Regions from separate parts of the Homo sapiens genome. Here region 2 is linked to region 1. Evidence: read pairs that join two places in POLR2A ChIA-PET (ENCODE). Cell type or tissue: MCF 10A. All regions are shown on one strand.

Region 1 (4,000 bases):
GGTTTTCTTTCCTTTCTCTAAGGCCTGTCTTTGAAAGATGGAAATGTCCATAAGTTGGGGGTCTACGGTGTGTCCGGTCTGGGGACAGAGATGGGACCCCCCAGAGACACCGAATGCAGGATTCTTTCGACATCTCCAAGAGGTGCTGCTGTAAGACCCCCGTGTGCCCGGGAGGAAAGAGAAGCTGGTGGACTTGGGGAACCACCCGAGTCTTGTGGGAACAGCGGTGCGCTGACCACCCATCTGAGGGCTAGGTGCAGACTGGCCTAAGGCAGGGGGGAGGCTCCAGGATGACGGTCACTTGTCATTTCTCCGTCGGAGGCTCGGGGCTTGCGGCCTCTGCTTCACAGCTGCTGCCACAAGCAGGACGCTTCAGAGGCCCAGGCCCTACCTCTGCGCCCACCTGCCACTTTCAAAAGAAATCTAGAGTGAAAGGAAGAGAGTTTCTATTTTTGATGAGACACCAGTGAAATGGAGGCTTTTTAAATAATTAAAATCCAGAATACATTATTTATTCAGGTCGGATATGAAGCTGCCTTTCCTTTTAGGAACATCAGCCCCACCCGCACATTGTCACTCATTTCCTTGTACCCTGGCAAGTCATTCACCCTATCTGGACCTCAGTGCTCTCCTCTGTAAAATGGGTGGAACACCAGGCAGGGGGTTGGGCTCTAAGGGCTTCCAGGGTCTAGAGCAGCCCAAAGACCCAGCCAAAGCGGGCCTCCTCCAGGAAGCCCTCCCACCTTCCCTTTGTGCTTCTGCAGCACTCTGCCATCCCCTGTCAAAGCTCTCACCACCTCCATGGCTTCACGCTTACACACCTGTCTTCCCACCAGAGTCTGAGCTCCTTGAGTTCTGGGACCGAGTTGGATGAATTTCCACATCCCCAGGCCCAGCACAGGGTGGGGCGTAGAGTCTCAGTGATTGTTGAATGAATGAATGAATGAATGAATGAGGCTCCAGTGTTTGAGCGAATGTGGCTTCTTCACCCTGCTGGGAGGCCTGGGTTTGGGAAGCTTCCCCTAAGTGTAGCTGGCCACTCATCCCTGGGAATTCTGAGATGATTTTCCCTCTGAGGACTCAGCTGGGGAGGGAAGACATAGGTTACCATGGCAACAGATTTTTTTTTTCCTGCCGGAGCAAACATTTCTACAGAAACCTCAAGAGATGCCAGCCAGTGCGGGGCGCTGCCTGTTTCTCCCACGCCCTCCCTGGCCTCTGAGCCCAGAGCTGGCCCTTCTCACTGGGTTTCTCAAAGCTGCCCACTGTAAGGCTGTGCCTGAGACCTAGGTCAGCCTTGGCCTCACATCCCCCGCCCCGTGCAGGCCCTCCCACCGGTCTGTTCACAGCCCAGGCTGTCAGCAGTGGGGGAGCCAGGCCCAGAGAGGGGAGCCATAGGGTGCCCTCTCCCAGCCCAGACAGGCTTCCTCTGCCATCCACCAGTGCCCTCCACCTCAAACCCAGGTGACAGCGCCTTCTTCCCCCTCCCCCATTCACAGGGCCCCGGGAGGCTACCAGGGGGCCACCTAGAGGAGCTGGGAGGGGTGGGGGTCCTCTGGAGAGGGGCAAGGTCTCTGAGCTCAGATCCTGCCAGCTCAGACCCATGGACCTCGGGTCCTGCTGGATCCCGTCTGGGACCCTGGGGTGGGAGGCCCCAGGAACAAAACTCAGAGAGGCCTTGTGACTTTCCCCAGGACACACAGCGAGTGAGGGAGGAGGCAGGAGTTGAGCCCCGGTTTCTCTGGAGACAAGGCCCAGCCTCTGCCTCCTGTCCTGCCAGGCTAGACTCCACCTTCCACTGCCTGGAAACAGGGGACAGATGGCCCCTTCTGGAAGCACTGGGGGTGCAGAGTGCCTCGCGAGCACTGAAGGTGTTGAGGGTCTGGCTCATGCCCTGCACTGCCCGTGTGTGGACTGCAGCGTGGAAACAGTGCTCAGAGAGGCTCCGTGGCCTTGCCCCAGCTCGCAAGTGGTGGCGTAGGACGCCGATGTCAGTGCTGTCGGGCTCTGTGACACTGTGCTATCTGTCCACGCCCCTGGACCGTCTTATTGAAGACAGGCAAGGAGGAGAGAACAGGGAAGGCGGAGGGGTGAGTGGCTGGTGGGACCACAGCCCAGGCCAGGGCCGGGGCAGGGAGCAGGGGAGGGCCTTTGACACCAGGCAGCTCCCTCCCAGAGGCCATAGGCACATGGAAGGGTGAGGCCGGGAGAAGCAGTTGAGCTCAGTGGCCCAAAGCAGGGACTCTGGGACCTGCCAGACAAGAGTCAAATCCCAGCTCCACCTCTTCCCAGGGTTCGTTTGCACTTGGGACAGCTGTTTCTTTCTGATCACAGCTTTCTCACTTGTAAAATGGGGAGAGCATTCAGTGGCTCCACCTGGCGGTGTATGAGGATGAATGAGACGGATGCATTTGAGGGCTGCTCTGGGGGAGGCCGCTGCTCTTTCGTGATTTGAATCCCATGCAGTCCCTGGGCTCCTCTGCCGCTCTTGCCTCTCTGTATCCCGGTACTTGGCCCTTAGCAGGCACTCCCAGGAGCTGCTGGAACAGGCTGAGTCCTGGCGCTTATCCGAGCTGTCTTGTTTGCACGTGCTCGTCTCCCACCCACTCACTGGTGAGCTCCGCAAGAGTGTACTTCTCTCCGTCCCTGGAGCGCCACGGCGTGCTGGTGCATAGTAAGCATCTGTCCATGTCTGTCCAGTTGAATTTCTTGAGAGTCATTTGACCTTCTCAGCAGCTCTGGAGGTAGGTCGATCAGGGTTCCTCATCCCATTTCACAGATGTGAAGACCCAGGTTGAGATTCACTGGGCAGGTTGCTCATGGTCCCAGAGTTGGTCGACAGGGACAGGCATCCTGATTTACTGTTTGACTCCCAGTCCTCTGTGATTCCCATTCCACTAGGCTGCAAAGGAGGGACCAGTGGAAAAGAAAGAGAGGTCAGGTGATGCCAGGAGGTGGGGAGAATCAGCTAGACCCTCCTCAGCCGTTTTCCTAAAACCAGCCACGATCCTTAGCTCCCCGCCTCTGCTTGCCCTCCCTGATAGCTTTGCCTTGGCTGTGAGCTCAGCACAGTTGCTGGTGGGGGACAGGAGTGGGAGTGAGTGGCACTGATGGGGGAGGCAGAGGCCCCATAGTCTGTGCTCCCAGCCAAGACCACAAATTCATGACCATTCCAGAGCTCCTCAGCTTCACCCCCACCTCAAGAGCCCCCCCGCTCCCATCCTGGAGCCTCCAGCACTGCCCAGTCCCTCCTGAGATCTGTGGATCTGCGGGCTCAGCAGCCGCCCACACGGAGCTCGCCTGCAGTGCTGCCTCTCTGGCTGTCATCTCCATGGCAACGCCCACCACCCCCGCTCAGGGCCACTGTGCTCTGCGCACCTGAGCCTGACCTTCCTTTCCAGCTGCCCATTTGAGTGCGGGGGGGACACCCACGCACCTGCTCAGGCCAAGACTCAGAGCCCACTCACATGCCTGCCCCCACCCACAGGTCAGAGTGGCAGCATGTGGGCATACACAGGTGTGTGTGGGGGGGGGCATGGGTGTTAAACACACCAACACCTCATTCGAGTCCTTGAGCTTCTGTGAGAGTCTCTGGCACCTGGGGGCCGCCAGCGATGACTAAATGTGTGTGGTATCTGTGTCCCCGGTATGGGTTTGCTTTTGTCAGTGTGCCTGTGCCTCTTGGGGCCTGTGGTGCTTCCTGAGTGTCTGTCTGTATCCCTGGCAGAGTGGCGGAGGCACGGGGGCACCTCCCTGTGTTTGTCAGAGAGGCGGGATGGCAGCCCCTTTTTTTCCACTTCCCCAACGACAGGAACATGACCTGGCTTTGGCCCACTTTCTAGGGACATCCAGGCCCAGCAGTGGCTGAAGGAGACGACTTGGGAGCCATCTTTGCTGGGCTCTCCTCAGGGCAAACAGCTCACCAAGGGCACAATGAGCTTTGGCCCTGGGATCCACGGCATTTTCTCCCAAGGCGCTACCCTGATTCCATTTTCCTAAT
Region 2 (4,000 bases), 180 kb after region 1:
TATCTTTCTTAGAAATGCTCCATTTTAGGGTCTATTAATATGCTGGTTAACTGATAATATAGAAATAATGACTGATATGTGTATCCTAAAGTTAGAGATTCAGCATGTTAATAGTGTGTTTGCTAATGAACCTCAGTAAACTATTAGGAAAATGAAACTTCTTAGAACATTTTTTTGCTTCCTGTTATTTTGCGTGTATTTTAAGGCTTTTCATAACAGTTACCTACTCTTTCTTCAATAGAGTAGCTTATTTACTCTGTAAAATGGAAATCGCTTATAAATGAATTTAGAATTAAAAGATTAATTTGTTGAGTGTTACAGAATTTTGCCACTGAAACCAAATAAATTATTTTGAAAAAGTGGTTGAAGTGACGGTAGGATTGTTTTATACAATAGTTAACTCTTGAAGATCGTATGGGGGTTTTGTTGTTCTTCTGGAAGCCTTTTTTTCCTAAGATATGGGGGTGGGGGAAAGGAGGAATAGTTACTGTTCTAAATTTGCATTAATATTATTTCTCAACAGTTTCATTTCTTATATTATTCTTTATAGCTTTTGTGTTATAGTCTATTGTTCCCATCCTATTTTTCTAAGATTAAACTTATTCTGAGTTCCTTTAGCATTTCCTAAAGCAACCTCTATAATAACTTACATTCTTTCCTTTCACTTTCCTTGTTTCTTTGGTCTAGAGTGTTCCAAATTACTAGTTCATCTTTTATTGTGGGTAGTACATTGACCTCTTAGTTTTCAAATTCTCAAAAAGGAACACACTACCATCCACATTTTACCCTCAGTCAAGTAACACTGTCAGCACCAGAGGGACCTTCAGTCTTAGCCCACCAAAACTCCCAAGATAATAAAATTTGCTAACGAGTTTACAAGGGGGAGCTCCTGCTTAATTGATAAGAATAACGTACAGAAGAAATCAGTGGGGGAACATCTAACTATACTCCCGTCTGGTGACTTTTTTTTTTTTTTTTTTTTTGAGATGGAATTTTGCTCTTGTTGCCCAGGCTGGAGTGCAATATCTCAGCTCACTGGAACTTCTGCCTCCTGGGTTCAAGCAGTTCTCCTGTGTCAGCCTCCCAAATAGCTGGGATTACAGGCATGTGTCACCATACCCGGCTAATTTTGTATTTTTAGTAGAAATGGGGTTTCACCGTGGTGGTCAGGCTGGTCTTGAACTCCTGACCTCAAGTGATCCACCCATCTCGGCCTCCCAAAGTGCTGGGATAACAGGCATGAGTCACGGCACCTGGCCCTCGCTCCTGACTTCTGGGAAAGACTTTCAGGGAGTTATGTGTCAGTTTGGGGTTTTTGGTCTCTGATCCGTGTTTTTTACAATAATTTTAAAATATTATACATTTATAGGCTATATTCTATCTGGCATTAATAATATTTGGTATTGATAATACAGATACAGACTTGATTATTTGGGAAAGACATGAAGCAGACTCCATTATGTCTTTTAGTTGAGCTAAAGTATACATCTTTACTACTGATAGTATATGGAAAGACGGAACTATTCTGTACCTGTTGTTTCCTTCACAGAGAGCTAGTGGCATCTGACAAAGAACCATGATACCTGGCTGAAACTCCAGGATGGAAGTAATGCCCAAGTCACTTTGTAAAAGCCCAACACTGTAAATCATACGTAATGGTTATATGCAAACTAGTAGTCAAAGTTAATAATTTTAGAAAGAAGAGGTTAGCTCATAAGTGGCTGTGTTGTAATGAATGCAGTAGCTGTTTGGCAGCTTTCTGAATCCTTGGAAGGCCCTTTGTCCACAGTCCTTGAGAACACCCACACATCTAGCATGAGTGACTCAGGAGAGACTAGTGCTAGAATGGAAATTTCTCTCTTCCCTACTCCTCACCCTAAGCCATTGTTCTAGTCAGACTTTTCTCAGCCCCTGCTCTTACAAATCTACCACAGTTAACAGAGCACTAGGTCTTAAAGGTACTGAGTAGCTTTTTTTGTGACCATAAATAATATCTTCACCAGAGCTGGCATCTTTTTGGAGATCCTGTGGAATTTCATTGTAACTGACTGACTCACTTGGAGGAACAAGAAAAGTGAGAGGCATCTTACTTTACATTAGAGTTCCTTGGTGTGGGTACAGGCAGAGGTGGTATTTCTCTCGGTATAAATACTATGTTTGCCTTCTTTGATACTACTTCTCAGAATCCACTCATTTAAAGATACCAATGACTGAGTCAGTTTGAGATCTAGAACTTTTTTTGTGACTATCTCACTATTGCCTCCTACCCTCCTCCTTCCACCACAACCCTAAATTCAGTTCATAAAAATAGTTTTTAAATTGAAAGTCATCCATAATACATGAAAATGGTAATAGAGGAAAAAGTTAAAGTAATATAATTTTTTAAGATTCGAGTGTCTCAGTTTATTAAAAAACTATTAAAATTATATTGGTGATGTTGAGCACAATAAATTCTGAAAAACTGATTTGTCTGTTGTTTTTACAGTTAAGAGTGTAGTGATACTGGAGCAGCACTTGTCACAGTTGCCTTTAATTTGGGTGTGGCCCTAATGACCTCTTTTGCCACACTCCTGGCTCAGCAACTTTCCAACTTGAGCCACAATTTTGATACTCATGACTTCTATAATGCATAAACTTCTGAGACTTCGATACATAATTTTATACTAATTTTTTGTGCGTGCGTGTGTGTGTGTGTGTGTGTGTGTTTTAACTTCCTCTGGCCTCAGGCCCTTAAAAAAGTGTGTGTGTGTGTGTGTGTATATATATATATATATATTTTTTTTAATCTATTTAAAATATTTTTTCAATTAAAGGATTTTTAATGTTTTTCTGGTTTTTTTCTTTTAGAGACAGACAGGATCTCTTTTGCTCTGTCTCCCAGGCTGGAATGCAGTGGCACGATCATGGCTCACTGCAGCCTCCACCCCCGGGGTTTAAGCCTTCCTTCTGCCTCAGCCTTCCAAGTAGCTGGGATTACAGGTGTATGCCACCACACCTAATTTTTTTAAAATTCTTTGTAGAGACAGGGTCCCATTATGTTGCCCAGGCTGGTCTCAAACTCCTGGGCTCTCAGGCAATCCTCTTGCCTCTGCCTCTACTTCCCAGAGTGCTTGGATGGTAGGTGTGAGCTGTTGTACGCAGCCTCTGTTTATTTTCTTTAAAAATAACTTATGGGCCAGGCGCAGTGGCTCACGCCTGTAATCCCAGTACTTTGGGAGGCCGAGGTGGGCAGATCACTTGAGGTCAGGAGTTTGAGACCAGCCTGGTCAACATGGTGAAACCCTGTCTCTACTAAAAATACAAAAGTAAGCTGGGCGTGGTGGTGTGCGCCTGTAGTCCCAGCTGCTCGGGAGGCTGAGGCAGGAGAATCATTTGAGAATCACCACTGCACTCTAGCCTGGGCAACAGAGTGAGACTTTGTCTCAAAAAAAAAAAAAAAAAAAAAGACATGGATGCAGTGATTGCATTTTGTTAGACCACTTTTAGTCAGATAAACAAGAAGAAAGTTCTTGGTTAGAATTGTATATTTTTAAATTTATAAACAGCCTTCCTTTTCTTTAGCAGTTATGTGAATTTGACTCAACCTTACTTGTTAATTCTCCAGACTTGCCAACTTGGTATCATGGATGGTATTTTATATAATATTAACTGAGCGTATCTGTGGTTATTTTTCCAAAATGTAAAAAGGATCTTCTCTCTTCCCTGCTTTAAAACGTTCACTAGTTTCACTTTTCCTAGAGCAGTGCTTTTCAAACTGTGTACCTAGGCTGATACTAGCTAACATTTACTGAGTACTTAACATGTGACACTATTCCAGGCTTTGACATCTGTTACTGGTTTTATTCTCAAAACAAACCAATGAAGTAGGTATTAGTATCTTAACATTTTTATGAGAATTTCATTTTGCTTTGTAATATTTAATACAAAAAAGCTTTTTTTGTTTTTGTTTTTGTTTTTTGAGATGGAGTCCACACTGTCACCCGGGCTGCAGTGCAGTAGC

The links. Peaks named below come from ENCODE experiments on the same cell type or tissue, not always from the same donor. Only the 100,000 strongest peaks of a DNase experiment are listed, where the experiment ranks them.
Region 2: POLR2A ChIA-PET joins it to region 1 with 6 read pairs; 3 of 35 experiments call an interaction of 5 or more read pairs at or near these places.

Annotation. Positions count from the first base shown.
Region 1 is chr2:9,768,943-9,772,942 of GRCh38, reverse strand. All of the region lies in intron 2 of LOC100996549 (a long non-coding RNA gene), which reads left to right. Among named protein-coding and RNA genes, the nearest start is that of TAF1B, 73 kb to the left of the region's middle. RefSeq lists enhancers at 899-1,826, 1,827-2,755 and a silencer at 3,458-3,567. In MCF 10A, a CTCF peak has its summit at 2,388 (motif pointing left); DNase peaks (open chromatin) are centred at 2,382 and 3,322.
Region 2 is chr2:9,592,682-9,596,681 of GRCh38, reverse strand. All of the region lies in intron 2 of YWHAQ (tyrosine 3-monooxygenase/tryptophan 5-monooxygenase activation protein theta), which reads left to right. Among named protein-coding and RNA genes, the nearest start is that of YWHAQ, 36 kb to the left of the region's middle. In MCF 10A, no CTCF peak of the experiment used is centred here; DNase peaks (open chromatin) are centred at 1,261 and 1,791.